Regions from separate parts of the Homo sapiens genome. Here all the other regions are linked to region 2. A link is a loop called in an ENCODE intact Hi-C map of the cell type or tissue named here. Cell type or tissue: PC-3. All regions are shown on one strand. Links, peaks and the distances in the headings refer to the core of each region. The heading gives the core; the rest is flanking DNA.

What was found. Hi-C counts contacts between places; a loop is a spot of excess contacts. Peaks named below come from ENCODE experiments on the same cell type or tissue, not always from the same donor. Only the 100,000 strongest peaks of a DNase experiment are listed, where the experiment ranks them.
Region 1: a loop joins it to region 2, with 2.3 times the contacts of the local background. A loop is called at or near these places in 16 of 110 quality-filtered maps.
Region 3: it touches region 2 in a loop (4-fold over the local background); 9 of 110 quality-filtered maps call a loop at or near these places.

Annotation. Positions count from the first base shown.
Region 1 is chr19:53,900,538-53,910,038 of GRCh38, forward strand. PRKCG (protein kinase C gamma) reads left to right here. Exons shown (of 18, transcript NM_002739.5): 14 at 74-212; 15 at 2,536-2,616; 16 at 4,098-4,205; 17 at 5,780-5,920; 18 at 6,170-7,115. The coding sequence ends at 6,358. CACNG7 (calcium voltage-gated channel auxiliary subunit gamma 7) reads left to right here and starts at 8,741. Exons shown (of 6, transcript NM_031896.5): 1 at 8,741-8,980. RefSeq lists an enhancer at 6,826-7,367. In PC-3, for the core only: CTCF peaks have their summits at 6,381 (motif pointing right) and 6,617; DNase peaks (open chromatin) are centred at 2,734 and 4,544; H3K27me3 peaks cover 3,247 bases.
Region 2 is chr19:53,977,201-53,987,950 of GRCh38, forward strand. It overlaps CACNG8 (calcium voltage-gated channel auxiliary subunit gamma 8), which reads left to right. Exons shown (of 4, transcript NM_031895.6): 2 at 946-1,029; 3 at 2,667-2,807; 4 at 4,880-10,750. The coding sequence ends at 5,649. It overlaps MIR935 (microRNA 935), which reads left to right and starts at 5,107; the gene lies at 5,107-5,197. RefSeq lists an enhancer at 2,783-3,315. In PC-3, for the core only: no CTCF peak of the experiment used is centred there; DNase peaks (open chromatin) are centred at 471, 3,251 and 3,831; H3K4me3 peaks cover 4,289 bases; H3K27ac peaks cover 2,834 bases.
Region 3 is chr19:54,025,848-54,036,886 of GRCh38, forward strand. No RefSeq gene overlaps it. Among named protein-coding and RNA genes, the nearest start is that of VSTM1, 33 kb to the right of the region's middle. RefSeq lists an enhancer at 10,038-10,613. In PC-3, for the core only: CTCF peaks have their summits at 4,247 (motif pointing left) and 5,600; DNase peaks (open chromatin) are centred at 4,264 and 5,594; H3K4me3 peaks cover 1,035 bases; H3K27ac peaks cover 826 bases.

The sequences.
Region 1 (9,501 bases), core at 1,502-9,501, 75 kb before region 2:
TTGAATATGTGGCTCTAGACTGCTGAACTCAACACTTCTTGCAATTCCTGCCCCACACCCCTGCATCGTCCAGGGACCTGAAGCTGGACAATGTGATGCTGGATGCTGAGGGACACATCAAGATCACTGACTTTGGCATGTGTAAGGAGAACGTCTTCCCCGGGACGACAACCCGCACCTTCTGCGGGACCCCGGACTACATAGCCCCGGAGGTAACCCCAACCCTGCTGCTCTGGTCACGCTTTGAGATCCCTTAGAGGGTGTAGCTGATGGTCCAGTATTCACCACGGGTGAGGCCTGACCCTCAGACCTTGTCATGAGTTGTGGCCTTCTTACACAGCCAGTCGTTCCTCCAGCCTCCAGCACAGGTGAGCTTGGCACTGAGCCTGCCAGGTGGGCCCAGCTGGGTCTCTAAATAGGTAAGGTGGGCAGCACCTGTGGGTGAATGTTCCAGGAGAGTGGGACCAGCTCGTAGGAATTCCAAGTAGGACCTGACCCTGGATCCTTCTGAGAAGGGGCAGACGATTTCTAGTGTACTCTGAGTGGGTGTGGCCTGTCCCCTGCCAACACTGAACATGTCCGGACTATCTTCTGAATACTTTAAACTGGGCAGGGCTCTCCCTGGAGTATTCAGTTGGATGGAAGCTTATTTCCTGTGTTGTACGTGTTTCTCTGATGTAAGTGTACTGGACTTCTGTGCTGCATTTTTCAAGAGGGCAGGATCAGCTGGGCGCGGTGGCTCACACCTGTAATCCCAGCACTTTGGGAGGCTGAGGCAGGTGGATCACTTGAGGTCAGGAGTTTGAGACCAGCCTGGCCAACATGGTGAAACCTCATCTCTAACAAAATTACACAAATTAGCCGGGCGTGGTGGCATGCGCCTGTAATCCCAGCTATTCGGGAGGCTGAGGCAGGAGAATCGCTTGAACCGGGGAGGCGGAGGTTGCAGTGAGCTGAGATCACACCACTGCACTCCAGCCTGGGTGACAGAGCATAACTTCATAACTTCATCTCAAAAAAAAAAAAAAAAAAAAGCCGGGTGCAGTGGCTCACACCTGTAATTCCAGCACTTGGGAGGCTGAGGCGGGCGGATCACAAGGTCAGGAGTTTGAGACCAGCCTGACTAACATGGTGAAACTCCATCTCTACTAAAAATACAAAAATTAGCCAGGCGTGGTGGCGGGTGCCTGTAGTCCCAGCTACTTGGGAGGCTGAGGCAGGAGAATTACTTGAACCCGGGAGGTGGAGGTTGCAGTGAGCTGAGATCGCGCCACTGCACTCCAGTCTGGGCAACAGAGTGAGACCCTGTCTCAAAAAAAAAAAAAAAAAGAAAAAGAAAAAGGGCAGGGTGAGATCCCTAAGGTTCTGGGAGAGCAGATGCTGTCCTATGAGTATTTTAAGTGGGTGGGGTATTACCCGACTTTGTTAAAGGGGTGGGGCTGATGTTCTGAATGTACGTATAGATGGATAAAGCACATGCCTGTAGTCCCAGCTACTTGGGAGGATGTGCCTGACTCGTGCCCAAATAATCAATGTCAGTGATCACAAAACCTGGCTGGTAATCAGAATCATCTGTAGAAAATTTGAAAACTGAGGCCAGACATGGTGGCTCATGCCTGTAATCCCAGCACTTTGGGAAGCTGAGGCAGGCAGATCACTTGAGGTCAGGAATTCAAGACCAGCCTAGCCAACATGGTGAAACCCCGTCTCTACTAAAAATACAAAAATTAGCTGGACATGGTGATGTGTGCCTGTCAACCCAGCTACTCAGGAGGCTGAGGCAGGAGAATCACTTGAACCCAGGAGGTGGAGGTTGCAGTGAGCCAAGATTGCACCACTGCACTGCATCCTGGGCTACAGAGTGAGACTCCATCTCAAAAAAGAAAAAAGATAAGAAAATTTGAAAACTACACACATATTCCTGACTCTGACACAAATATTCTAGGTGGGTGGAACCAGTGACTTGGCCGTTAGGTAGTCTTTCTATTTGAGGCCAAATGAATGTTTGAAGTAGGTATGCTTTGTTTCCAGAATATTCCAAAAGTTAGATCGCTGGCCAAAATATTCAGAGTGGAGGCTGGGCGTGGTGGCTCACTCCTATAATCCCAGCACTTTGGGAGGCGGAGGCAGGCCAATTGCTTGAGTCCGGGAGTTTGAGACCAGCCTGGGCAACATAGTGAGGACCTATCTTCACTAAAAGTGCAAAAATTAGCCAGGTGTGGTGGTGCACACCTGTAGCCCACCTACTTGGGAGGCTGAGGTAGAAGAATTACCTGAGCCTGGGAAGTTGAGGCTGAGTGAGCCGTGATCACACTACTGTGCTCCAGCCTGGGCAACAGAGTGAGACCCTGTCAAAAAAAAAAAAAAAAAAAAAAAAAACGAAACAAAAAATCACCTGATGAAATAAATATTCAGAGTGGGAAGAGCTTGTGCTGAAAGCACTTAACGTGGGTAGCGCTCCCAGGGGGTGAGGCCAGAGGGGTCCTAGGCTTCCTAAAGAACGCATCATGATTCCCTGCCTTCCACCTCCCCTAGATCATTGCCTACCAGCCCTATGGGAAGTCTGTCGATTGGTGGTCCTTTGGAGTTCTGCTGTATGAGATGTTGGCAGGACAGGTAAGGGAAGGTGGGGAGAAGCTGGCTTGGCTAAAAGAGACAGAGAGGGGCACCTGGATCTCAGGAGGAGCCAGTTAGAAAGGAGCCCAGAAGGTTGTGCTCGAATAGCGCTGTCCATGGTTCTGAAGTGTTGTCTTAATGTAGACCAGGTGTTTTGTTTTGTTTTGTTTTGTTTGTTCTGTTACCATGGATTCTTTCTCCCTAGATGGTAAAGTAGCAGTCTGGTTAAGCCTATGGATCCCTTCTCAGAAGAATGTTTTTCAATGCACAAAATAGAATAATACATACGCAGAAAACCAAGGTTCAAATCCTCACTTTGCCACTTACTGGCTGTGTCAGCTTAGACAATTACATACATTCTAAATCAGCTTGATTGGATTCCTGGACTGCTGAGTGTACTACAACTAAAAAAATTGGTTACCACACTCTTGATCATCTTCTTAGCTGGCTATGGTAGTGGGCACCTATAGTCCCAGCTACTGGGGAGGCTGAGGCAGGAGGGTCACATGAGCCCAAGAACTCAAGGTTACACTGAACTATGAGTATGCCACTGTGTTCCAGCACAGGCGACAGAGCAAGACCCCATCTCAAAAGAACAAACAAACAAAAGAAATCAATCATTTTGAAAGATAGTCACCAAAACTTTTAAAATTTAATTGAATCTAACAACCAACTAAATTCAATGTATACAGTTGTCTAAATATTTAAAATTGGAAAATGGACATATGTGCAATTTCTTATTAATTCATTAAGTAGTAAGTTCTAATGGTAGTAAAGTAAAAAGGAGCTCTAACAGTAATTTTGATGTAGCAATGACTAATAATTTGGAATATCTGCAACTCTCATGTGATGAGAAAATACCTGTGATTACTATTGATAATGAAGCCACAAGCACTGCTGCTGCCTGCATTCATAACTGAAGGGAATGCTAAATTTTAGTTAGAAGTTAAAAAAAAATTTGGCCGGACATGGTGGCTCACGCCTGTAATCCAAGCACTTTGGGAGGCCGAAGTGGGCAGATCACTTGAGGTCAGGAGTTTGAGACCAGCCTGGCCAATATGATGAAACCCCATCTCTAAATCTTTGCCTTGGTATCATTTTTTGTAACCTCAGAAGACTGTGAACTACTCATCCAACCAGGAGAATGCTTTTAGGGTGTTTCCTGCAGTTTTTCCTCTCTTCTATTTAACTGACATGTTGCATAATTAACAGCCTGCTGATTTACATAGCAGATAAAGAGAGGCAGAATAGTACAGAGATGCACAGATCTGAGGCATCCGAGATAGGAAATGAGAGAACCTGAGAAGGAGAGAGATCAAGCTTTGGTGGTTTGGTCTGATCTCTCCTGAGGGTGTGGTCAGGTGTGCATGTGGGGCGTGTGATGGGTCAGGCATGTTCCCGGTGGGGTGAGGAGGGTGTGGAAGGTTTGGGGAAAGGCAGTTGGGCATGTCCCTGACTCTCTATCCCCTCCACTTTGATAGCCTCCCTTCGATGGGGAGGACGAGGAGGAGCTGTTTCAGGCCATCATGGAACAAACTGTCACCTACCCCAAGTCGCTTTCCCGGGAAGCCGTGGCCATCTGCAAGGGGGTGAGAGCCCCCTGACTCCCAGCTTCTCCAGGCTCACAACCACACACCCCATTGCTGTCTCTGTGCCTATTAGAAAAATGCTCCCATTCCTGAAGTCACTTTACTTCCATCTGTTGGAAAAGTTGATATGATGCATAGGTTTTGTTAGAACAATGATTTCCAGCCCTGTTGCCACGAGGCCTGGAGATGGCCTCTGTCTCATCCTTCTCTGTGACTCCCACTCCCCAGCTCCCTGCTTGCAGGAAGTGCTGAAAGTCCAGGGTGTCTGTCTGTCTAGAACTGGGTGGGTCAGGTAAACCCAACTTCTGCAGCTTTTCTTCCTGTGTGAACTTGGGTGAGTCACCAAAACTTTGTGAGCTTAACTCTCTTCAGGGGTTATGGAGTTGACACAGAAGAAAGCACCTGGCCCATAGCAGATTTTCAGCCCATGTCAGCACCTTCTGCGTCTAGCTGCTCTCTCTGCATCTCCCTGACAGTCTCTCTGGTTTCTGTCTCATGCCTCCCCTCCATCTGCATACGATGGGGCTCTCTGTGTTTCTTCCTTTTCTCTGTGTCTCCTTCTGCATCTCTGTCTACACTTTTGGGCCTTTGTCCAACCCCCCTACCCCCCATCTCTGTCCCCTCCTGTGTCCACTCTCATACACACACGCTACATCTCACCCTCCTCTCCTGCTGGCTTTCTGTCCTCCCTTTTCTCTGGGTCTCTGTCCCCATATTTGGTCTTTATTCCTCCCTCTGGGTGTGTGTTTCCTGGGTCTCTATCCTTCTCTCTTTCTGAATCTCTGTCCCCCTGGGTCTCCTCTGTCTCCTCCCTTCTCTGAGTTTCTGCCTTCTTACCTGGGGTCTCTGTACCACCCTCTGAATTTCTATTTCCCCTTTTCTCTGGGTCTGCAACCTCTCTTCCCCCATTCCCTCCCTCTTCCCCTTCATCTCCTCTACCCTTCCCTCCCTCCCCCTACCGACCTCCCTCTGTCCTTCACTCTCCCCTTCCCTCCCTCCCCCTACCCTTCCCTCTCCCCGTCCCTCTCTCCCCTTCCCTCTCTCCCCCTACCCCTTTTCCCTCTCCTCTTCTCCATCTCCCTCATGATTTGTTCTGTTTCTCTGTGTGTCCCTGGGTCTCTGGGTATGAATTTCATCTGCTATCATTTTCATGTATCCTCTCCTTCTTCCTGTCTCTCTCTCTCTCTCTCTCACTCACTCTCACCCTCTGTCTCTCTCTCTCTCTGTCCCTCTTCCTCTCTCTCTCCTCTCTGTCTCTCTCTGTCTCGCTCTCTGTCTGTCTCCCTCCTCCTCCTCCTCCCTCCTCCTCCTCCTCCTCCTCCTCCTCCTCCTCCTCCTCCTCCTTCTTCTTCTTCTTCTTCTTCTTCTTCTTCTTCTTTTCTTCTCTCTCTCTCTCCTTTCTTTTCCCTTCCTCCCTCCATTTGCCTGTTTCCCCTGGCTGTTCTTATCTCTCCGGATCTCATGCCTGTGTCTCTTGGTTCCTCCATCTGCCTGTCTCTGTCCCTCTTTCTCTGGGTCTACCTGTCCGGCACTCTGTCTGTTTGTCTGTCTGTCTCTCTCTGTGTTTCCCACAGTTCCTGACCAAGCACCCAGGGAAGCGCCTGGGCTCAGGGCCTGATGGGGAACCTACCATCCGTGCACATGGCTTTTTCCGCTGGATTGACTGGGAGCGGCTGGAACGATTGGAGATCCCGCCTCCTTTCAGACCCCGCCCGGTCAGTCACCCTCCAGGCAACAAAAACCTGGTCCCTGAAGGGGTGGGGTTCCCCTGGGCCTCAATATACCTGTATGTGGGGGTGGGGTTCCCTCTGCAGAGCCCCCCGCCCCCAACAAAAGGAGGTGCAGACACCATGAAGCATGAATAGAGATTCTGCAGGAGACAGGAGATGAGACTGGGGTACACAGAGGGACACCCGAGGAGCCCTCGGAGCTGCTTAACTTTCCCTCCCCCACGTCTCCCACAGTGTGGCCGCAGCGGCGAGAACTTTGACAAGTTCTTCACGCGGGCGGCGCCAGCGCTGACCCCTCCAGACCGCCTAGTCCTGGCCAGCATCGACCAGGCCGATTTCCAGGGCTTCACCTACGTGAACCCCGACTTCGTGCACCCGGATGCCCGCAGCCCCACCAGCCCAGTGCCTGTGCCCGTCATGTAATCTCACCCGCCGCCACTAGGTGTCCCCAACGTCCCCTCCGCCGTGCCGGCGGCAGCCCCACTTCACCCCCAACTTCACCACCCCCTGTCCCATTCTAGATCCTGCACCCCAGCATTCCAGCTCTGCCCCCGCGGGTTCTAGACGCCCCTCCCAAGCGTTCCTGGCCTTCTGAACTCCATACAGCCTCTACAGCCGTCCCGCGTTCAAGACTTGAGCGGAGCCCGATATTCTCCCTGACCTTAGCGTTCTGGACTCTGCCCCAATCGGGTCCAGAGACCACACCACTAACCATCCCCAACTCCATGGGGTTCGAGACTCCATCTTGGTAGTTCTGTGCCTCCCCCCAGACCCCGCCCCTGGGGAAATAGCCTCACGGGGTTGGCTGTTCCAGACTCAGGTTCCAGAACAGCCCTCGGCCTCCGAGGCTCCCCGCCTCCACTCTAGTTCTAGATGAGTGGGAGGCGTGCCCCCCTCCTCCAGTACGTCCCGCTGCTGTGCTCTGGGGATTTCTGGGATATATGGAGGATTCTTTCCCCAGAGGCTCCCAATCAGCTTTTGTTCTAGACTTCCCCATCCCGAAGCCATCACTTCTCCCCGCAGCCCGCCTGCCGTGCATGGCTCCTGTCTGGCTCGGACCCACCCCAACTCTCCCCAGTGCCTGCCACTCTCTGGGACTCTCCTCCTCCCCTCCTCTTCCCTTAGCCTCTCCCACCCGGCCACAGCTGCTGGAGAATAAATTTGGGATGCTGATGCTGAAGTGTTTGGATATTTTCTTGTAAGCTTGGAGAATGAACGGGGTGTGGAGGCGGGACAGTGACTGTACATAGACACAAACAGAGAAGGAAAGCACGGAGACCCACAAAGTGAGAGGGGAGACACCCACTGCAGGGGAGCAAGCAGAGAAGCGCGCGCAGACAGAGGCAGGAGACCCAGACAGACAGAGACAGGGAGAGAAAATATCACAGAGGGCACCAACGTGGACAGTGCACAGCGAGAGAGGGGCACGGAGATCACTGAGAGTGCCAGGTGGCGACCCCCGCGCAGAGACCCAGCGCGTCCGTGTTCACCAGAGCAGCCACGCAAGCTCACATGCACCCCCAGGCTCAGACACCGGGGAGAAGTCCTTCCCAAGCGGGGAGATCACAGTCTGGCCTCTTCTTGAGAGACCTAGAGACCTGATCAGAGGAAGAGACCCCCACGCCAGAGCAACCAAAAACAGCCAGAACCCGAGAGCCTAGGAATCGGCGACGGAGGCACACGGCAGGCAGACGCGCCTTCTGGGCCTCTTTCCCTTGACCCACTTGAGAGTCTGGGGAGTGCCGGGGACCGTGCAGATGGACTACATTTCCCCGCAGGCCTCGCGGCAGACCCTTCCCCCAAGTGCGGCTCCTTGCCGCCAGGGCTGATGGGAAATGTAGTCTCCGGTCAGGGCCAGACCAGTGGAGCGGTGTGCCTTGTCTGTGTGTTTGGAGGGGACTGAGCCCCAAAGCTTCGCAGTCTTCCTTGCGGACCCGGGCACGTCTTCTTCCCTGCAGTCTCCTGGGTTTCCATGACCCGGTCCGGGTGGATGCTGGGGCTGCCCCTCTCTCCCTCATCACCGCCGCGACACCCCCATCCAGTGCCCGCAGGCCCCAGCCCCCGCTCCGACCCTCGGCGGGCGGCCTGCCCCTTTAAGAGTGGCCCCGCTGACATCACGGCGGGGGGGGGGGGTGGCCCGGCTCCTGGCTCCGCGGCGGCTGCAGGACCCGACTCCGCTCTGCGCCCGCCCGCTGCTGTAGGGACCCCGGCCCGGGACGCCCCCTCCCGCTTCCTGCAGCCGTCCAGACCCCAGGCTCCGCCCCAGGCCTGGCTAGAGCCCCAGTCCTCGTCAGGGGACCCCCAGGATTGTCCCTGCTGTCTCTCCTTCTCAGAGTCTCTCTCTGTCTCTCTCTGTCTCTCTGTCTCTCTCTCTCTGCCTCTGTCTCTGTCTCTTCTCCAAGCTCAAGGTCTCTGGGTCTCAGCATCTCTCAGCCCCAGGCCTCTGGGCGTCCCCCTGTCTCTTTCTGTCTCTTCCTGGTCTCTGACCTCTCCACTTCCCAGGCCTCAGAATCTCTGCGCCTAGGTGGTGAGGGGTGGTCTTAAACTCTGTCTCTCTCCCTCTTTGTCTCTCTCTGTCTCTGTGTCTCCTTCAGTCTCCAGACCTGAGTCCCTGGATTTCTCGGCCTCAAGGTCTCGGCGTGACTTTCTCTCTCTGCCCTGTCTCTCTTTGTGCCTCTGCCCCTCTCGGGCTCTCTGCCTCTGTTTCTATTCTCTCTCCCTCTCTGCCTCCCCCATCCTCAAGGCCCATCTCCCTCCCTCGCTGCATCCTTCCCCCCTTCCCTCCCCGCCCCTCCCCTCCTCCGCAGTAGCCAATGAGCGGCCGCCGGTTCCTGCTCCCGGCTCCGTCCGCCGAGTGAGGCCGCGGCCGCGGGGGGTGGGGGGTGGGAGGCCGGGAGGGGGCCGGGACGCCGGGCTCCGGGGCGGGGGCGGGGGGCGCGGGCACCGGCGACCCCGGTGGCGGCGGCGGCGGCCGGGGGAAGCCTCGGGGCCGGTCATGCGGCTGCGGGGCCCGCGGCCCGGAGCGTCCGCCCAGCCCTGAGCGAGGTGAGCGCTAGCGGAGGGTCCTGGGAGGAAGAAGGGGCGCCCCTCGAGGTGGCTGCGAGCCGGGTTTGGGGCAACAAGGGACCCGAGTGGCTCCAGGGGTGGTGAGATCCTGGCGGTCGGGACGCCCGAATTCGAGCGGCTATGGGGGATGCAGGGACACCTGGGCCTGGCGATCCCGGAGGACGGGGTCCGAGGGTCCCGGAGTGGGAAACTGCACTCCTCGCGTCCGAGTCGCAGCGAGCGTGGGCTGGGGAGGGCAGAGGCCGGGTCCCTGAGGAAGGCGAGGTACGGGGCGAGGGCGGAGGACCCAGGCCCGGCCAGAGCAGGATGTGGGTCTGGAAAGGGGTCCCAGAAAGGGGGAGTTACGGTCTCCCGAGAGATGGAGGAGAGATGGAGTTTGGGCTTAAGACTTGCAGAAGGGGACCCCGGAGATTCAAATGCCTGAATCCGGGAAAGGGTGGGAGAAAGAGGGAGAAGAGGAGGCTTCAGGCCTGGGGGGAGGGTCCCAAAGGAGGAAAGGC
Region 2 (10,750 bases), core at 1-8,000:
CTAGGGAAAGCCTCCTCAAGAAGGTGCCTCCTGAGCTGCCTGCTGCAGGTAAAGTACTACATCAGCAAAGAATGTGAGCTGGAATGTTCCACAGCATGGGCAGAGGTCTGCAGAACTGGACAGAGCTGGGCAGTTGAGGAAACTACATTGTTTATACTTATATTTTTAATTTTTTTCTCCAGCTATGTGCTAGAGGTGGTAAAACATTAACTGTTCCCAAGGATGAGAAAATAGCTGAGGATGAGCATCTTAGGAGGGGAAGGAGATGAGGATGCATGACCCCTAGAGGCATACTCCACCCCTCACACACCTCTGCTTGCTTCAACTACTCCATTTCTCTCCAGAAGGTTCCAGGTTCCCTGCAGAAAGAGACTGGAACCTCTCTCTCCCCATCCCCACAGGACTAGAGACTACAACTCCCATGATCCACTGCGGCTGCTCTTCTCACAACTGGACTCCAGACTTCACGGGGTCTCATGGGAAATGTAGTCCTCATCGGCTTCCGCATCACTTTCCTTGTTTTTTTTCCCACGCATTTCCAGACTTTTCAACCAATTGAGAGGTGGGAAGCGCCTTGCTATTATTGAAGCCAACAACACCCTCTTTCTTACAGAGGTGGGAGCCGGAAGTCCAGAGTGCTGGAGCAACTTAGCGCAGCTTACAGGACCAAGGTCCTGTAGCCTTGCAGTGAGTGCTGCAAGGATGTTAGACTTTGGGTTTTTTTCCTTGCTTTTCTTCTTTTCTTTAACAGGCGGGGAAACAGACCAGAGAAGTTGAAAGTTTGTCCCATATCACGAGTCGGGCTCAGGAGCCAGGACTTGCGGTCTCCCAAGCAGCCCAGAGAGAGAAGGGGTTTGGGGAAGGGAAGGGTCGGTTGTCAGTGGGGTTGCCCCGCCCCCAACCCTGAAGTATCCGCCCCCACCACTGCCCTCCCCGCTCCTCCAGGGTTGAAAAGAGGCGTCTGCGTGAAGATCAATCATTTCCCGGAGGACACGGACTACGACCACGACAGCGCGGAGTATCTACTCCGTACGTGGGGGTCCGGGACAGACGTGGGGAGTGGGTCAAATCGCGGGGCCTGGAAGGCGTCGGGGTGGGTGCCGGGAAAAGGCACTGGGACTCCGGCACTTGGATCGACACGCCGAGGTTAGCCTCCCAGCCAATCCGAGTCCAGATAGTGAGATCCTCTGGTCCCCGATTGGCTGACTGATCTCGTTCCCGCCCCCTCCTCTCACCTTGGGGCGGGCTGAGGGAGGATCCTGGGCGCTAATTGGCCGCTTTGCTCTCTTTGGCCCTCGCGGCGACTCTGCGCCGTGACTGGTTGTGGAATCCCGGACTGGGATTGGCCACCGCGCCGCAGAGCTGTGGGGCAATCTGCGGCGGTGACGGGCCACTACTGGGAGCCGGCTGGGAAAGCCTGTATTGCCATTGGTAGCTACCCCGAGAACGCGGCAAATCCTAAATGATGATTGGCTGCGGCCTCAGCCAGGTTCCGAAATCGCAAAATCTAGTTGCCTGGGGTTTTAGGGGTGGGTGGAAAGGAAGGACTGCAGAGAAAAAGAGGAGGGCGGGGCGGGGAGTGGGGGCGGGGAGAGAGAGATAAGGGGAAGAAGGGAGGGAGGAAAAGAGGGAGAAAGAGAGATAGACGAAGTCAGGCCTAAAGGGGGTAGGGAGGGAGGGAAGGAGGAAGGGAGAGGAAGGGAGTGAAGAGAAGAGAAACCTGGAAGATTGAAGAAACCAGGCAGAAAAGGAGGGGAGAGAGAGACCCAGGAAGATAGAGGAGGCCAGGCGAAAAAAGGGGTGGGGTGGGGTGGGGTGGGGAAAGACCTAGGAAGACAGATGAGGCCAGGCAGAAAAAAAAAGAGGGGGGAGAGACCTAGGAAGATAGGTGAAGCCAGACAGAAAAAGTTGTGGGTGGGGGTGGCTAGGAAGACAGATGAGGCCAGGGAGAAAAAGTGGGAGAGAGACTTAGGAAGACAGATGAGGCCAGGCAGAAAAAGCGGGGTGGGGGGGGACCTATGAAGACATACGAGGCCAAGCAGATAAGAGGAGAGAGGGGAGACAGAGCCAGAAAGATAGATGAAGCCAGCAATAAAACTGGGTGGGGTGGGGGCGTGAGGAGAAGAAGGGAAGAGAAACTCAGAAGTAGATTCAGCCTGGCAGAAACGGGAGGAGGAGGAGGAAGGAAGGAATGTAGAGAGAGAGAGAAACCCAGATAGATGAAGCGAGGCAGAAAATGGGAGGGGGTGTGGAGAGAGGTAGTAAGTGATTTGCGGGATATGGAGAAAGAAATTCGCAGACGAGAGGAAGGAAGGGACGAGAAAGAGAAAGGGAGAGGATCCATGGAGAAGTTGGGAGAAAAACAGGGAGAGTGATTTCGATAAATAAAGAGGGGGAAAGATATTCCAAGAGAGAGAAAAATAGTCCGAAGAAAAAAGAAAAGGACAAAGAAAAAGAGGGAGAGAAAATCAGACCGAGAAATAGAGAAATTTTAAAAACAGGAGAGAGAATGAGGCAACAGTAAAATAAACCAGAACACAGCCGGAGAGAGAGAATCACAGAACTGTCGGGAGGCGCCGCGAGATGGGGGGCCGGGAAGGGGGCGCAGGCGGCCGCGTCTGACCGCCCTCGCTCTCCCTCCTTTTCCTTTCCTTCCTCCCCCGCAGGAGTTGTCCGGGCCTCCAGCATCTTCCCCATCCTTAGCGCCATCCTGCTGCTGCTCGGGGGTGTGTGCGTGGCGGCCTCCCGCGTCTACAAGTCCAAGAGGAACATCATTCTGGGCGCAGGGATCCTGTTCGTGGCAGCAGGTGAGAGGCAGAGGGAGGGGGCGACCGGGGCGGCCCACCTGGGCGCGCACGTGTGTGTGTGTGTGTGTGTGTGTGTGTGCGCGCGCGCGCGTGAGTGCAAGTGCGCGTTCGTGTGTCTGCAAAGCCACCTTGCCCCGAGCACCCCCGGGGGCCCGGAGCCTTCCTAGGCGGTCCCCAAGCTCCATCGCCACCCGCTGGGTAAGGTGGGTGTAGTTCTCGCGTCGCCTTCGGAGGAGTAAACCGACACAGGCAGGTGTCTGGCGCGTAAGACGCCGGGCGCTTAGGATCCCAAGCCCGCCGTCCTGGAGACGGAAGGGGAGGAGCTGGGGAGGGGGTGGGACCTTGAGACACAATTGGGCTCTTGAGGATAGAGAGGCGGGGCTGGGTCTTGGAGGGCGGGCCCAGGAGAGGTAGAAAGTGATCTGAGCGCCGATGAGGAGCCTGCTTTAAGGGGCGGGCCTTTGGAGACTTTGGTGGATCCAAGAGGGGGCTGGTCCTGGGAAACCGTCCAGGGCCGGGAAGTGGAAACTAAAGGGGCTGGGTAAGGGAGACTGAATCGGCCCTTGCCCGTGGCCATTTGGAGAAGGAGAGGCTAGAAAAGACGGGGCGATGCCTGGAAAAGCCAAAGGGGGAGGGGTTATGTCCTTAAGGGCACAGAGAATCAACCTGGCTGATTGAAGCAAGAGGCCGACCAAAGCCAGTCAGTACCTGGGATTGGCCGTCTCAAGAGCTAGGGCCTAGACGAGCAGAGAGCTAGGACTGGAACACTTAAGAGGCACGCAATTAAGGGGTAAGGCCCCCTTTCTACCCCGTATGAGTAGCATTGGGAAATTCCAGGGGCAGAGCTTTTTTGGAGGAGTAGAATACAGAGAAGAGGGAGGGCTTTGCATATTTGAAGAGCAGGGTGTGCTTTGGGGATGGGTCTAGATCTGCAAGGGGTGGGGCTTGGAGGATCTGAAAGGCCGGAGTAGCTGGACCTGAGACCGGCAAGGACCCGAGACCGGCAAGGACCCTGGCCAAGATCCGCACGGGGCGGGGTTTGGTAAGCTGGAGGTGGGGCCTAGAGTAGAAGGCGGGGCCTGCTTTATTAAAGGCAAATTTTTGACCAGTAGGGGAGGGCCTAGAATGGATACTCCGGCAGGAATTATATGAAGAGAGATTAGATAAGTGAAAGGCAGGGCCTGATCACAGCAGGATGACATCATTAACAGAGTTCAAAGGAGCAGAGGGATGAGGCTTGGGAAAAACCCAGGTTTATAACGTTAAGGGTGGAGGTAGACTAACTAGGGCAGGGCCTGGAAACTCATCTCATCAAAGGTGGGTTTTAGACCAGTCAGGGCAGGGCCTGGACTCGCTGGGAGTGGGGCTTAGGCCACCTAGGGGTGGGGCCTGGACCGCTTGGGGTGGAGTTACCACCAGCCAGGGTGGGGTTTAGACCAGCAGAGTTGGGACCTTAGCTAGAGGAGTGGGGTTTATGCCATGTGGGGGCAGCCCAGACCATCTGGGGGTGGGTCCTAGACCACCTGGGGCAGAGTTTAGACCAGCCAGGGCTGGGTTAGACCGGCAGAGGTGGGCCGTGGGCTATCTGGGGGCAGGACCTGGACCATCCAGGGCCGTGTCTGGACCATTCAGGGCAGGGCCTGGACCACCTGGGGGTGGAATTTAGACCATCTGAGGGGGTGCTTGAGCCTGCCTGGGCCAGGACCACGCATGATGCAGTCTGGACCATTGGCGGCCCTACACCACCTGGGGGATGGAGTTTCGACCAGCCGGGGTTGGATTAGACCAGCAGAGGTGAGGCCTGGGCCAGCTAAGAGTGGGCCGGAGCCCTCTGGGTTGGAGCTTAGACCAGCAGGGAAGCGCCTAGAGCATCGGGCGGGGAGTTGTGTTCACTTCTGGCAGGACTTGGGTCAGCCAGATCCAGGACGGGGGTCTAGACCACTCGGGGTGGGGCCTAGACCGCCTGGGGGTGGCGCCTGGGCCCGCTGGCGCAGGCGGGCAGGGGTCGGGGCCGGGGGCGGGGGCGGGGCCGGGGGTGGCCTCGAGGCTCCCGTCTGACCGTCCCCGCCCAGGCCTGAGCAACATCATCGGCGTGATCGTGTACATCTCCGCCAACGCGGGCGAGCCGGGCCCGAAGCGGGACGAGGAGAAGAAAAACCACTACTCGTACGGCTGGTCCTTCTACTTCGGCGGGCTGTCGTTCATCCTGGCCGAGGTGATAGGCGTGCTGGCCGTCAACATCTACATCGAGCGCAGCCGCGAGGCGCACTGCCAGTCTCGCTCGGACCTGCTCAAGGCCGGCGGGGGCGCGGGCGGCAGTGGCGGGAGCGGCCCCTCGGCCATCCTCCGTCTGCCCAGTTACCGCTTCCGCTACCGCCGCCGCTCCCGCTCTAGCTCCCGCTCCAGCGAGCCGTCGCCGTCGCGGGACGCGTCTCCCGGCGGCCCCGGGGGCCCGGGCTTTGCCTCCACGGACATCTCCATGTACACGCTCAGCCGCGACCCCTCCAAGGGCAGCGTGGCCGCGGGGCTGGCGGGGGCCGGCGGCGGCGGCGGCGGCGCCGTGGGGGCGTTCGGCGGCGCGGCCGGGGGCGCCGGGGGCGGCGGCGGAGGCGGCGGCGGGGCGGGTGCCGAGCGGGACCGCGGGGGGGCGTCCGGCTTCCTCACGCTGCACAACGCCTTCCCCAAGGAGGCGGGCGGCGGCGTCACGGTCACGGTCACCGGGCCGCCCGCCCCGCCCGCGCCCGCGCCACCCGCGCCCTCTGCGCCCGCCCCCGGGACCCTGGCCAAGGAGGCCGCCGCCTCCAACACCAACACGCTCAACAGGAAAACCACGCCTGTGTAGGGGCGCGGCGGGGGAGCCGAGGGGCGTGTCCGGGGCGCGTGCGCGGGCGCGCGTGCATCGAGGCTGCCGGGGTCGGGGGCGCCCCCGCTTTCCCCCGTGAGCGCGCTGGAGACTGCTGGGCCCGCCCCACGCCCACCCTCCCCGCCCCCCTCCCCCTCCGAAGCAGGGACCCCGAGGGAGGGGGCAGGGGAGGGAGGGGGCCGCTGTGAGGGAGCGTCGTGTTTTATTTTTTTGGGGGATCTATGGGGAGGGGGGAGGGCCATGGTGTTTTTTGCAGTTTCGAGATGTTTTCTTTTTCATGTTTTGCTGTGTGCATGGGGGGCGGGGCGGGGGGAGGGGAGGGAGGGACTCCCAGCCCAGCCCAACTCCTGGAGAGGGGCCCATAATACACGAATACATAGTTACACCCACAAACTATATATATGCCCTATATAAAGAGACACAGCGAAGGGATGCAGAAAGGCAGAAAGAAGGGTTGGACGCGGGCATTCATTCATTTTTTTCATTCATTATTCCACAAGGGCTTATTAAGCACCTACTGTGTACCAGGCACTGGTACATAAGAAGGCATTGGAGCAGGGGACACGAACGAGGCACAGAAAGGGCCTTCTCATTCATTCATTCATTACCGGCAATTTATTTGTGCGCCTTAAAAAGCTAGGCATTGTGCTCCGTGCTCAGCGTGCAGGAGGCAGGAAAACAGCCAGGGGCCCCGACGTCTCATAGAGTAAACATCTTGTGCATGAGACAGGCATTAATCGATCATGTACATACACAATAAATTACAGTTAGGCTATAGGAGAAACGAGATGCTATGAAATGCTCCATCAGGGGAGCCTAACCCAGTTGTGAGGAAGAGATTTCAGTGGACAGTGAAAGGATGAGAAGAAGCCAGCAGGGCGGAGCTGGGGCAGGAGTGTGGCAGGCAGAGCAGCACGTGCAAAGGCCCCGGGGCAGGAAGGAGCTTGCAGCGAGGGCTGAAGGGTAGTGAGGCAGGTGAGCGGGGATCAAGGTGAGGCCGGAGACACAGACAGGGCCAGATTGTGCAGGGGCTCGTAGGTCAGGAGTTCAGATTTTATTCTAGGAGTGGTGAGGGCCGTGGAACGGGTTTAAGCAGGACGCTAACGTGAATGGTGTACAAAGGGAAGACAGGAACTCGGAGGCAAGAGTAGGAGGCAGAGATGTGCTGAAATACAGCATCAAACATGGGCACGGGCCCTTGGAGCTCACACTCTTGTGGGAGGAAGCACGTAATTACACAGATGCTGAAGCATAGTCATGGTGTCTGGTGTGCAGGAGAAAGCCGTGGGGCTTAGAGACTCATGTGTCTGTCACTCGTTCATTCAGCCACTCACCCATTGCCATTTTTGGCCATCTGCTAAGGTACCAGGAAGTGTGTTAGGATCCAGATCCCCAGGGGTGAAACAGACTCTAGCCCTGCTCTCAAGCAGTTTATTGTCATCAAACACCGCCATCCAGGCAGGGCAATCGGTGCTGGAACCCGGACCACCGTGGGTACCGTGGCACACGGTGGACAGAGTGACCAACTGCCAGGAGTGAGCAGCACTTGGGGTAGGCTTCCTGGAGAATATGATGCCCATTCTGGGTCTTGAAGAAATGAGTGGGCATCTTCTGGTTGATGAAAGGCATGAGAAAGGCTTGTGGGGCCAAAGAACAACTTGGGTGAAAACGGGAGGAAGTGAACGAGCATGATGTATTGGGGTCAGTGCTAACAGTTCTGGGATGCTGATGTACAAGGTGGGGCTGGGAGATGAGGCCGGGAAAGTAGCCACAAGCTAGAGTGTAAAGGTACCAGGGTGGCCGGGCGCGGTGGCTCATGCCTGTAATCCCAGCGCTTTGGGAGGCTGAGGCTGGAGTATCACTTGAGCCCAGGAGTTTGAGACCAGCCTGGATAACATGGCGAAACCCTGTCTCTACAAAACATTAAAAAAAATTAGCCGGGCGTGGTGGAGCACACCTGTGGACACAGCTACTCAGGAGGCTGAGGGAGGAGGACCATTTGACTCCAAGAGTTCGAGGCTGCAGTGAGCTAGGATCGCGGCACTACACTCCAGCCTGAGCAACAGACTGAGATCCTGTCTCAGAAAAAAAGAGAAAAAGGTGCCTGAGTTCCAGGCAGAGGGACTGAGGCTCTTCTAAGGATGGTGAGAGAGGATGACAGCTGCGCGGGGGCAAGGGCTGTGCGGTGATTGGAGGGGATGGGTTTGAAGTTCACTGAGAAGGCAGAGGGGACAGCGCCCAGTAGGCTTCCCTTCCATATTTGCTCAGCAAGTGTTTCCTGAGGCCTCCCCCGAAGCCTTGTGCTGGGCGGTGCTGGGAGTGGAGAGGTGATTTTGATCTTGCCCTGCTCTCAAGGGGCTCCCAGTCTGGCGGGAAAACAGGCACAGACGCAGCTTGAGGAGGACGTGGCAGCGGTGGTGCCATGCTGCCAGGGGCTCTGCGTGCCCTTCTCTTGACGGAAGGGTACAGATCAGAGCTGGGTGTTCAGAATTTCTCTCCGAGGCCTGTGTGGAAGGACCAGGAAGAGAGAGACTGAAGGTCCCTAGGAAGAATTCTGCCAAGGCGGTTTCAGGAAGAGATGCTGGGAAATGTAGGAAAAGGAATACAAATCAGTGAGACGGAGAAGCGCTGAGTGAGAGAGACGGATACGTGGAGAGAAGAGGGATGCCGGAGCGGGTGTTAAAAGAGACAAATCTGGCCGGGTGCTGTGGCTCCTAATCCCAGCACTTTGGGAGACTGAGGCAGGCAGATTGAGCTCAGGAGTTCCAGACCAGCCAACATATTGAAATCTTGTCTCTACCAAAAATACAAAAATTAGCCGGGTGTGGTGGTGCACGCCTGTAGTCCCGGCTACTCAGGAGGCTGAGGTGAAAGGATCTCGCTTGGGCCTGGGAGGGTGAGGCTGCAGTGACCCGTGATGGCACCACTGCGCTCCAGCCTGGGCGAAAGAGCGAGACTCTGTCTCAAAAAAAAAAAAAAAATTGAGAGACAGCAAATATTTGCTGGAAGAGGGAGAGGGAACTGGTTAGGGGAGAATGGATTCTAGAGTCTGAAGGCCAAACAGAACGAGAGAGAGAGAGAGAGAGAGAGAAAGAATGAGGTTGAGGGTAGGCAGGAGGAAGAGCAAGATGGGGAGGGAGGGGGAGAGCAGGAGAGACCAAACTAGTAGAGTCACAGACAGAGAAAAAGTCAAAGACAGGAAGGTGATACAGAGGAGAGAGAAGAGGAAGAGGAGAGACTGACAGGTGCACAAATCAGAGAAGTCCCAGAGATAGCAGAAACACACACAGAGACAGAGATAGAGAGGGAGAGGTAAGCCGGAGACAGACTCAGAGATTCGCACAAAAAGCAACGTGGAGACTCAGAAGCAAGCGCAGCGTCAAGGAATGCTCCATTTCTGGTGTGTTGTTTTCCCAGTATTCAAGAAATATTTATTGAGTGCCAACCTGTTCTAGACCCAATCTCGGCCAGGGGATGTGGTGGCAAATAGACGGACAAGGGCCTGCTCTCCTGAAACACACTGGAGAGATAAACAATAAATAATATCATTTCAGTAACCAAAAAGTGCTTTAAAAATTAAGCTGAAGGCCGGGCGCAGTGGCTCATGCCTGTAATCCCAGCACTTTGGGAGGCCGAGGCTGGTGGATCACTTGAGGTCAGGAGTTCGAGACCAGCCTGGTCAACATGGTGAAACTTCATCTCTACCAATAAATAAATAAAGTAGCTGGGTGTGCTGGTGTGCCTGTAGTCCCAGCTACTTGGGAGGCTGAGAAAGAAGGATCACTTGAACCCAGGAGGCAGAGGTTGCAGTGAGCTGAGATCGCGCCACTGCACTCCAGCCTGGGCGACAGTGAGTGGTAACAGAATGACAGAGCAAGGATGACTTTAGATGAGGTCCTTGGAGTAGACCTTGTGGCAGAGGTCACAGAGATGTGGATTGTGAGTAGGAAAGAGAGGTGAGAAAGTCTGGGGGCCAGGCATTCCACCCACCAGAGGCAGCCCCAAAGCCCAGAAAAGTAGCAGGTCTTCGAGGAGGCCTGTGCGGTGAGCAGATCCACCATAGGACAGAGGCACAGGGTAGGGGCTGATCAGTTAGGGCCTTGGATCCTTGGGAAGAAATCTGAATTTTATTCTAGATCTGATGGGAAGTGCTTGGAGGGTTTTGAGCACAGGCATGCCATGATCATATTTTTATTTTCTTATTTATATTTATTTTGAAAAAGAGTCTTGCTCTGTCTCAGGCTGGAGTCCAGTGGGCTGATCTCGGCTCACTGCCAACCTCCGCCTCCCAAGTTCAAGTGATTCTCCTGCCTCAGCCTCCTGAGTAGCTGGGATTACAGGCATGTGCCACCACGCCTGGCTAATTTTTTTGTATTTTTAGTAAAGACGGGATTTCACCGTGTTGGCCAGGCCAATCTGAAATTCCTGGCTTCAAATGATCCACCTGCCTCGGCCTCCCAAAATGCTGGGATTACAGGAGTGAGCCACTGCGCCCGGCCTCATATTTTTATTTAAACAAGAACAGCAGAATTACATTGCTGTGCTGAGCATACGTAGACTTCAGGAGTCAAAGGGGAAGGAAGGAGGTAGCGGGCTGTTGCCTTCCTCTGGTTGCTGGAGGCCTGGACCAAGGTGGAGTTAGTGGGATGGAGGAAGTGGAAGAAGGCATGGGATTTTGGAGGCTAGAGCCTGCATTGGTGGTGAACTGGATGTCATAGAGGAGGGAAGGAAAAGGAACCAGGAAGAGAAGAACTCTCTGAATTGGGCACGCACATCTCTGATGGGCACCGATGAGGATTGTTACCAGGAACGAGGAGACTGGGATCAGGAAAGTGGCTTTGGGAGGGAGGAACCAAGGCTTCTCTTTTGGATGTGTCAAGATAGATCTGCCTTCGAGAAATCCGAGTTGTGGTATCAAATAGCCAGTTGGATATGTGAGACTGGAGTTTGGGGGAAAGAGAGGCCGTGGCTCAAAAACGTAAGTTTTGGAAACGTCAACATAAAGCCACAGGATTGGGTGACGTGGCCTAGCAGGGGGGTGGGGACAGAGAAGCGACCCTGGCCAGAGCCTTGGGGACAT
Region 3 (11,039 bases), core at 1,558-9,557, 50 kb after region 2:
GAGGCAGGAGGATTGCTTGAGCCTGGGAGGTCAAGGCTGCAGTGAGCTATGATTGTGCCACTGCACTCCAGTCTGTGTGACAGTGCAAGACCCTGTCTCAAAAAATAAAAAGAAAAAAAAAGAAACATACTAAAAAAGGACACATATTAGCAATATGAAACAAGAACAATTTTCCATAAAGCAAGAGGCTTATGGAAATAAAAAGTATAAAAATACATGATGGTAAAAAATATATAACATTATCCTCTAACAGAATAGGCAGTAGGGTGGGTGCCGTGGCTCACGCCTGTAATCCCAGCACTTTGAGAGGCTGAGGTGGGATGATCACTTGAGACCAGGAGTTCGAGACCAGTCTGGGCAACATGGTGAGACCGTGTCTCTTTAAAAAAAAAAAAAAAAAAGGCAGAATTGATACAGCTGAAGAAAAATGAACAAGTAAGAAAATGTGGTGGAGGAACTTCTCCAGGAAGCTGATATAATTATATTAAGATCAGAAAAAATAAGAGAAAAGTCATCGTACGATATAAGGGACAGGTGTTTCTCAAAATCCAAAATCTTCTCTGCTAAGAGAATCCTGATTTTGTTTTTGTTTTTGTTTCTTGAGATGCAGTCTTGCTCTGTCGCCCAGGCTAGAGTGCAGTGGTGCAATCTCAGCTCACTGCAAACTCCACCTCCCAGATTCAAGTGATTCTCCTGCCTCAGCCTCCCCAGTAGCTGGATTACAGGTGCTCGCCACCACACCCAGCTAATTTTTGAATTTTTAGTAGAGACGGGGTTTCACCATGTTGGTCAGGCTGGTCTCAAACTCCTGACCTCGTGATTCGCCCACCTCAGCCTCCCAAAGTGCTGGGATTACAGGCCTGAGCCACCGCACCCAGCCGAGAACCCTGATTTTGTTCAGGTGTCAGTTGGCCACCCTTGTTCCTTGGAGACTTGGCCCTTTTCTAGTTTCAGGCATGAATCTTGATTAGTCTAAGGCTTAGTGACGTGCTGGTTGTGAAAGTGTGGTCCCTGAACCAGCAGCGTCAGCATCACCTGGGAGCTCGTCAGAAAGGCAAATTCTTGAGCCCCACCCCAGACCTACTGAATCAGTCAGAAACTCTGAAGGTGAGCTTTTCCTTTCTCCTCCTCTCCAACCTATGGTTTGACAAGTCCTCCAGGTGATTCTGATGCACACTGAAGTTTAAACACCTTTAGCCCAGTTAGGTAAACTCACGCCCACTGCTAGTGGTTATTTAAGGAAGGGGCTGGATGCAATTGTGTTTCTTGAGATGTGAGTGGAAATCTCGTGGGAGGCTTCCTCATGTTGGAGAGGGCCGCGTTGGAAGGGCCTTTCTATGCCCTTCGTCTGCTTTTTATCTCATCCTTTCCAAAAAATTAACTTTTTATTTATTTATTTGAGACAGAGTCTTGCTCTTGTCGCCCAGGCTGGAGTGCAGTGGCGCGATCTCGGCTCACTGCAACCTCCACCTCCTGGGTTCAAGCAATTCTCCTGCCTCAGCCTCCCGAGTAGCTGGGGCTACAGGCACCTGCTACTATGCCCAGCTAATTTTTGTATTTTCCGTAGAGACAGGGCTTCACCATGTTGGCCAGGCTGGTCTCAAACTCCTGACCTCAAGTGATCTGCCCACCTCAGCCTCCCAAAGTGCTGGCATTACAGGAGCGAGCCACCTCACCTGGCTTAACTTTTTATTTTAAAATAGTTCTGGAGGCCAGGTGTGGCAGCTCACGCCTATAATCCCAGCACTTTGGGAGTCTGAGGCAGAAGGATCTCTTGAGCCCAGGTGTTCAAGACCAGCCTGGGCAACATGGCAAAATCCCATCTCTACAAAAAAGTTTTTAAAAATTAGCATTTGCCTGTGCGTCCAGCTTCTCAGGAAGCTGAGGCGGGAGGATCACTTGAGCTTAGGAGGTCAAGGCTGCAGTGAGACACCATACTGGGATTACAGGCGTGAGACACCACTCCAGGTCTGGGTTCTCTTTTTTTTTTTTTTTTTTTTTGAGACAGAGTCTCACTCTTTCGCCCAGGCTGCAATGAAGTGGCACCATCTTGGCTCACAGCAACCTCCACCCCGCAGATTCAAGCGATTCTCCTGCCTCAGCCTCCTGAGCAGCTGGGATTACAGGCGCCCGCCACCAAGCCTGGCTAATTTTTATATTTTAGAGATGCCCAGGCTGGAGTACAGTGGTGCGATCTCAGCTCAACACAACCTCCACCTCCCGGATTCAAGTGATTCTCCTGCCTCAGCCTCCCCATTAGCTGAGATTACAGGCATGCACCACCACGCCCGGCTAATTTTGTATTTTTAGTAGAGACAGGGTTTCTCTGTGTTGGTCAGGTTGGTCTCCAATTCCTGACCTCCGGTGATCTGCCTGCCTCGGCCTCCCAAAGTGCTGGGATTACGGGTGTGAGCCACTGTGCCCGGCTGATCTTACATTTTCTTGTGCACTTATTCATGAGCTTTTTTTTTTTTTATGAAAATGAATTCCTACCATCCATTCTCCTTCCAAACTGCTCATACCCAGTATTCCCAAGGTTTTTGCACATGTATATAACAGAATGTCAAAGTAGATTCATTGCAATCTCAGTTTCTGCTCAGGCCCAAAGATTATAGATGCCAGCGAGGTCAGATCTCACAGTAAGGCCATTTCTGCATGACTTCAGGAGAAAATGCTGAAAACCTAATTTCCCCACACCCTTGGCCTCTTGTCCACCTGAAGGTAAGAAAGGAGTGTTGGGGGGAAGGGGGAGGGATAGCATTAGGAGATATACCTAATGCTAAATGACGAGTTAGTGGGTGCAGCACACCAGCATGGCACATGTATACATATGTAACTAACCTGCACATTGTGCACATGTACCCTAAAACTTAAAGTATAATAATAATAAAATAAAATAAAAATAAATAAATAAATAAAAATTAAAAAAAGAAAAAAAAAAGAAAGGAGTGTTGAGATTAGAAGGTATTTTTTTTCCTATTGGGATACAGGTGGTGTTTGGTTGCATGAGTAAGTTCTTTAGTGGTGCTTTGTGAGATTGTGGTGTAGCCATCACCCAAGCAGTATACACTGCACCCCATTTATAGTCTTTTATCCCTCGCCCCCCTCTCACCTTTCCCCCCAAGTCCCCAAAGTCCATTGTATCATTCTTATGCCTTTGCATCCTCATAGTTTAGCTCCCACATATCAGTGAGAACATATGATGTTTGGTTTTCCATTCCTGAGTTACTTCACTTAGAATAATAGTCTCCAGAGATTAGAAGAGTTTTTGTTTTGTTTTGTTTCTGTGTGTTTGTTTACGTAAGCTGTTGGTGTGCTGTGAGTCCCATCCTCTGTCCACCGTAGATGTGTGATGGAGGATGACAGTCTCTTCAACTGGACAATTCAGAGTAGTTATATGGGGTGAGGGGCGGGTCCAGAGAGGAATGGGGTCTGATATGGTTTGGCTTTATGTCCCCACCCAAATCTCATCTTGAATTGTAATCCCCAGGTGTTGGGGGAGGAACCTGGTGGGAGGTGATTGAATCATGGAGGTGGCTTCTACCTTGTTGTTCTCATGATAAAGTGAGTTCTCAGGAGATCTGATGGTTTTATAAGCGTTTGGCAAGTTCCTCCTTTGCTTGCTCTTCTCTCTCTCTTGTTGCCTTGTGAAGAAGATATTTGCTTCTCCTTCCCCTTCTGCCATGACTGTAGTTTCCTGAGGCCACCCTAGCCATGTGGAATTGTAAGTCAATTAAATCTCTTTCTTTTTTTTTTGAGACTGAGCCCCCCTGTCATCCAGGCTGGTGTGCAGTGGTGCAATCTCAGCTCACTGCAACCTCCGCCTCCTGGGTTCAAGCGATTCTCCTGCCTCAGCCTACCGAGTAACTGGGACAACAGGCATGCGCCAATAGCCGGCTAATTTTGTATTTTTAGTAGAGGTGGCGTTCACCATGTTGACCAGGCTAGTCTCGAACTCCTAACCTCAAGTGATCCGCCCACCTCAGCCTCCCAAAGTGCTAAGATTACAGGTGTGAGCCACCACACACGGCCTCGGCTATTTATAGCAGTGTGAGAACGGGCTAACACAGGGTCTTTCCTCACTGGAGAGAGAGGGTGGGAGGAGAGAGAGAGGGTGGGAGGGGAGAGAGGGGAGAGGGGAGAAATGGGGGAGGGGGGGAGAGGGGGGAGAGAGAATGAATATGAGAATGAATGTACCAGGAGCTTTTATCCTTTGCAGGAGCGCCACCTGGAGGTAGGAGGTGAAGTCTGCAGAGAGAAGCTGGAAATGTACTGACGGATCCCCAAGGATTCAGTAATGTGACCAAGTGGAGGAGCTGCATTTACAGGCATCAAGGGAACTGCAGGTGAGAGGTCTGCAGCCTTGCAAGAGAGTGGGGGAAGCAGGAGAAGCTCCACGTGGGGAGATAAAGGAAAAGCTGACCACGCTTCCTCCACGTTGCAGGCAACCTGCCGAAAGGATTTTAATCACTGAGCTGACACTGTATTTTTTTCTTGTATGTGACTTTTTTAAGAAGCAGCTGGAAGTCTTTATGACCTAAGATGACTATAAAAATTATGAGAAGGCCGGGCGCAGTGGCTCACACCTGTAATCCTAGCACTTTGGGAGGCCAAGGTGGGCGGATCACTTAAGGTCAGGAGTTCGAGACCAGCCTGGCCAACATGGCGAAACCCTGTCTCTACTAAAAATACAAAAATTAGCTGGGCGTGGTAGCACATGCTTGTAATCCCAGCTGCTCGGGAGGCTGAGGCAGGAGAATCACTTGAACCTGGGAGGCAGAGGTTGCAGTGAACCATGACTGCACCATAGCACTCCAGGCTGGGCAACAGAGCAAGACTGTCTCAAAAAAAAAAAAAGTTATGAGACTTGCTTTACATGTCACCCAAGGGCACAGGTAAAGAATTAGACCTAGGAGTTGGGTTGATAGGGCAATGGGAAAAAAGAAAAAAATTGTTTACTGAATCAAGGGAATAATCACACCTACATCTTTGCAACTCACGTGCTTACAACTAGGGCAACCAAATTGTTCCGGTTCGCCCAGGATTTTCTCTGGTTTAGCCCTGAAATTTCTGTGTCCTGGGAAATTCCTCATTTCTATTTTAAAACCGAAAGTCCCACATCCTAAGACACACACACACGCCCCTGCACACACCAATCCTGGTAAAACGGTAACAGTTGGTCATACTATCTACAACAACCCTATTCGAGATCTGTGTCTTCACGATGAGGAAAGGCACATGCAGTTCTGGAGATTTTAACACGTGTTCCCAAGGTCACACAACCTGCCCTTGTATCCAGCACTGAAAGCAGATGACTCTCCTCTTTCCACGATTCTAAGCCTCTTCCCGTAGCATGTCCCATGTGGAGGAGAAAAGTTAAGAAAATGAAACTGGCCAAAACTTGCTACTGCATTTGTGATTTTAGAAAGTAAATGATCAGACATTATTAAAATTATCAATGCAAAAAGAAAGTGAGACTGAACAGATTGTTTACCTTAACAAGATCAAGTTAAACTCGTATAGGGCTTATATATAATGCCGCTTAAAAGCTCAAGTTTATGCGGGGCAGTTTTGGTGGAAGAAGCTCAGGCAGTCCCTCTGGTGGTCGTTATAGATCTGGCCGTGGAACTGGTGGATATGAAAACAGAAGGTTCTAAAAACAGCAGAAAAGGGCAACAGTTCTTAGCAGGAGAGACAGTGAGGAAAGCTGCAGGTTACTTGGAGACAGTCATCCCAAATGCATTAGAGGAGGTGTAAAAATCTGCCACAGAAGGAACAATGATCCATAGTCAGAAAAGTTACTGCAGCTTAAGCAGGAAACCCTTCTTGTTCAGGACTGTCATAGCCACAGTTTGCAAAAAGTGCAGCTATTGATTAATGTGATGTAGTGTCAATTAGAGGTACATCCCTGAGGTCTTTAAAACAAAACAAACTCAGCCAGGCACGGTGGCTCACACCTGTAATCCCAGTGCTTTGGGAAGCTGAGGCAGGCAGATCACCTGAGGCTGGGAGATTGAGACCAGCCTGGCTAACATGGTGAAACCCCGTCTCTACGAAAAATACAAAAATTAGCCCGGCATGGTGGTGGGCGCCTGTAATCCCAGCTACTCAGGAGGCTAAGGCAGGAGAATTGCTTGAACCCAGGAGGTGGAGGTTTCAGTGAGCCAAGATCGTGCCACTGCACTCCAGCCTGGGTGACAAGAGTGAAACTCCGTCTCAAAAAATAAATTAAATAAATAAATAATTAGCTGGACGTGGTGGCAGGCACCTGTAATCCCAGCTACTTGGGAGGCTGAGGCAGGAGAATCACTTGAGCCTGGGAGGTGGAGGTTGCAGTGACCAGAGATCGTGCCACTGAACGCCAGCCTGGGCAACAGAGCAAGATTCTGTCTCAAAAACAAAAACAAAAACAAAAAAAGGCTCAAGTTTATGAATGAACTGTTCATATCAGGTGATGGTCTTTCAAAATAATGACTGTTTTGTACCAACTATTGTGCTCATGTGATTGATTGAACAATGCTTCCAAAGAATTTGAAACAATAAGGCAAAGAAACCTAATGTTCATAACAGAAAAAAAAATTAAATGTATAGCACTAGAAAAATTGATTTTTTTTTTTTTGAGACAGGGTCTCACTCTGTCACCCAGGCTGGAGTGCAGTGGTGCAATGATGGCTCACTGCAGCCTCCACCTCCTGGGCTCCAGCGATCCTCCTGCCTCAGCCTCTAGAGTAGCCCGGACTACAAGCATGCACCACCATGCTCAGCTAATTTTTGTATTTTTAGTATAGACAGGGTTTTACCATTTTCCCCAGGCTGGTCTCGAACTCCTATGCTCAAGCAATCAACTTGCCTCAGCCTCCCAAAGTGCTGGGATTACAGGCATGAACCACAGAGCCTGGCATGATACTAGAAAAATTCTTTTTTTTTTTTTGACATTTAAGTTCAGGGGTACATGGGCAGGATGTGCAGGTTTGTTACACGGGTAAACGTGTGTCATGGGGGTTTGTTGTACAGATTATTTTTTTTCTAGTGTATTTACTACTTCCTGATTATCAGATTATTTTATCACCCAGTTATTAAGCCTAGTACCCACTAGTTATTTTTCCTGATCCTCTCTCTGCTACCACCCTCCACCCTCTGACAGGCCCCAGCATGTGTGAAAAATTCTTATAGTCTTCTAGAAAATACAATAGGTAGCCTTTGGAACATAGGGTATCATAAAGAGAAGCTGTAGAAAATATATTTCTTTGAATTTTTTTTTTTTTTTTTTTTTACAAATGATCACTATAATGTTTAAAATATGTTTACCACCTACAGTTGTGTGCTAGGGAAGCCATAACAAAATGCCCCCCACTGGGGGGCTTATGGGACAGAAATGGATTTTCTCACCGTTCTGCAGGCTGGAAATCCAAGATGGAGGTGCCAGTAGGGTCAGTTTCTCCCGGGGTCTCTCTGCTTTGTATGCAGATGGCCGCCTTCTTGCTGTGTCTCCACGTGGTCTTTCCTCTGGATGTACATATCCTGGTGTCCTTTTCTTTTTTTTTTTTTTGAGTTGGAGTCTTACTCTGTTGCCCAGCTGGAGTGCAATGACACGATCTCAGCTCACTGCAGCCTCTGCCTCCTGGATTCAAGCGATTCCCCTGCCTCAGCCTATCGAGTAGCTGGGATTACAGGCGTGCACCACCGCGCCCAGCTAATTTTTGTATTTTTAGTAGACATGGGGTTTGGCCATGTTGGCCAGGCTGGTCTTGAACTCCTGACCTCAGGCGATCCGCCCACCTGGGCTTCCCAAAGTGCTGAAATTACAGGCGTGAGCCACCACACGTAGCCCCTAGTGTCTTTTTTATGTCCAAATTTCCTTTTTTCACAACGGCCTCTTGTCTCTAAATACAGTCACATTCTGAGTTACTGGGAGTTAGGATTCAGCACACGAATTTTGAGGAGATGTAATTCAGCCCATAATTAAGCCCTATCCTCATCAGACTGATGATCTGTGCTTTCTCTGAACTAACAGGATTTATATATTCCTTTTTAACAGCAAGGAACTCAGGTTCTCCATGGCCCCTTTATGAAGTTGCTCCTGCTGGTACATGACCCTCAGTTAGTTTCCTGAAGTTATTTACAAAGCCACCTCCACATGTGTTGAGCCTCTTCAGTTTACTTCAAATCCTGGGCCTGTGCTGCATGGCGGTGCTTTCCACAGATTCATATGTTAGATCTTTTCTATTTTTTTTTCTGAGACAGAGTTTCCCTCTGTCGCCCAGGCTGGAGTGCAATGGTGTGATCTCGGCTCACTGCAACCTCTGCCTCCTGGGTTCAAGCAATTCTCCTGCCTCAGCCTCCTGAGTAGCAGGGACTACAGGCGTGTGCCACTATTCCCAGCTAATTTTTGTATTTTTAGTAGAGGCAGGGTTTCACCATATTGGCCAGGATGGTCTCGATCTCTTGACCCCATGATCCTCCCACTTTGACCTCCCAAAGTGTTGGGATTACAGGTGTGAGCTACCGCGCCTGGCCACATATTAAATCTTTTTTTTTTTTTTTTTTTTTGAGACAGAGTCTTGCTCTGTCACCCAGGCTGGAGTGCAATGATGGATCTCGGCTCACTGCAAGCTCCGCCTCCCAGGTTCATGCCATTTTCCTGCCTCAGCCTCCCGAGTAGCTGAGACTACAGGCACCCGCCACCACACCTGGCTAATTTTTTGTATTTATAGTAGAGATATGTTAGCCAGGATGGTCTCGATCTCCTGACCTCATGATCCACCCACCTCGGCCTCCCAAAGTGCTGGGATTACAGGCGTGAGCCACCGCGCCCGGCCTCATGTTAAATCTTGACACCCAATGTGATCTGAGAGGTTGGGCCTTTGGTGATGGCAGCAGCCACTCCAGACGGCTTGCTGCTGCCATGACGCCACCTGCCCCAGGGAGGCCCAGCCCGGGCTATACACGCTATGGAGCCGCAGGGAGCCCTGCCCCTTCCGAGTTGGGGCGGGAGCTCCCAGGGTGATGCTACAGCTGTCCAAACCCCAGCTGTGGATCCGAGCCTCCCTCAGATCGTATCACATATCAAGACTTACTCTTGTTGACAAAAAGAGTCAAACTCTATAAAATATTTGAAGAGATTTATTCTGAGCCAAATATGATAATGACCATGGCCCCTGACACAGCCCTAAGGAGGTCCTGAGACCATGTACCCAAGGTGGTCGGGGGGCAGCTTGGTTTTATACATTTTAGGGAGGCGTGAGGCATCAATCAAACACATTTGAGAAATACATTGGTTTGGTCCAGAAAGGCTGGACAATTTGAAGGAGGCAGGGCCTTCCAGGCTTTAGGTAAATTAAAACATTTTCTGGTTGACAATTGGTTGAGTTTGTCTAAAGACCTGGGATTAATAGAGAGGAAATATTCAGGTTAAGATAAAAGATTGTGGAGACCAAGGTTCTTTTGAAGTCTTATAGTGGCTGCCCTTAGAGACAATAGATGACAAATGTTTCCTACTCAGACCTTCAAAAGTTGCTAGATTCTCAGTTAACCTCCTCAGGATTGGGAGGTCCTGGAGGAAAAAGATCTAGCAATGTTAACAGAGATCCTTTACATATGCAAATATTCCCCCCCACCAAGGACAGCTTTGCAGGGCCATTTAAAAATATGGCAAAGAAACATGTTTTGGGGTAAAATATTTTTATTTTCTTCTTTGTTAGGTAATGTTATGCCAGAGTCAGATTGGAAAGTAAGTCACGATATATAGGGCTAAATAAAACCCATCTGATGAGAATTTATGGTTTGTAGGGCATGAGACCCCAGACCCCTTAGATAAGAATCTGGGCAAGATAAAAAAAAAAAATCAGAGCTGAGTCCTCACTATGGTAATTCAGTGAGTGTGACTACCAGCATAGATGTCCATAAAGGATATCCATTAGGGCCACCCATTTTAATAATGTTTGCCAGGACCCTTCAATCAAAACAAAATCCATTCTCAGAATAGCTTAGAATCAAAGGAGGACTTTTTGGGTTTTTTTGGTTCAAGAAGGATTGGGCAAGAAAACTGCAGGGAGTGAAGGAATGCTGAGCTTTGGAAGCAATTAGAACCAAGAAAACAAAAGCTGAAAGCACTGTTACTCACTCCCGCTTCCCGGATGCTCCCTGAGTCATCTTTGTGTTTCTCCATAAAGACTGGCTTCCTCCACATGGCGAGACAGATGGCCACCAAGAACTCCCAAGCTTAAAAAAGAATGACTCTCTGTGGCAAGAAAACAAAGAGACACTCCTCCCCACCTTGCTACTCCCTATGTGGCCTCCACACTGCAACCTGGGACTGTGTAGTGAGGGGAGGGGGAGCGAAGAAGTTTGCGTTAGTCTGTTTTCACACTGCTGATAAAGACATACCTGAGACTGAGTAATTTATTTTTATTTTTATTTTTATTTATTTATTTTTTTGAGACGCACTCTGTCACCCAGGCTGGAGTGCAGTGGCACGATCTCCGCTCACTGCAAGCTCCGCCTCCCGGGGTCACACCATTCTCCTGCCTCAGCCTCCTGAGTAGCTGGGACTACAGGCGCCCGCCACCGCGCCCGGCTAATTTTTTGTATTTTTAGTAGAGACGGGGTTTCACTGTGTTATCCAGGATGGTCTCGATCTCCTGACCTCATGATCCACCCGCCTCGGCCTCCCAGAGTGCTGGGATTACAGGCGTGAGCCACTGCGCCCAGTCAGTTTACTTTTTAAAAAAGAGGTATAACGGACTTACAGTTCCACATGGCTGGGGAGGCCTCACAATCATGGCAGAAGGTGAAAGGCACATCTTACATGGTGGCAGACGACAGAGAAATGAGAGAGCCAAGCAAAAGGGGAAACCCGTTATAAAAACCTCAGCTCTCCTGAGACTTGTTCACTACCATGAGAACGGCATGGGGGAATGTGTGGGTGGAGGATTAGCCAGGTGCTGAGGCAAGAGACTGAAGGCACAAACTGTTGCAGTATAATAAAGAAAATAGAATAAGAATAGTCATAATACAAATTAGATGTAGAGATGATCATG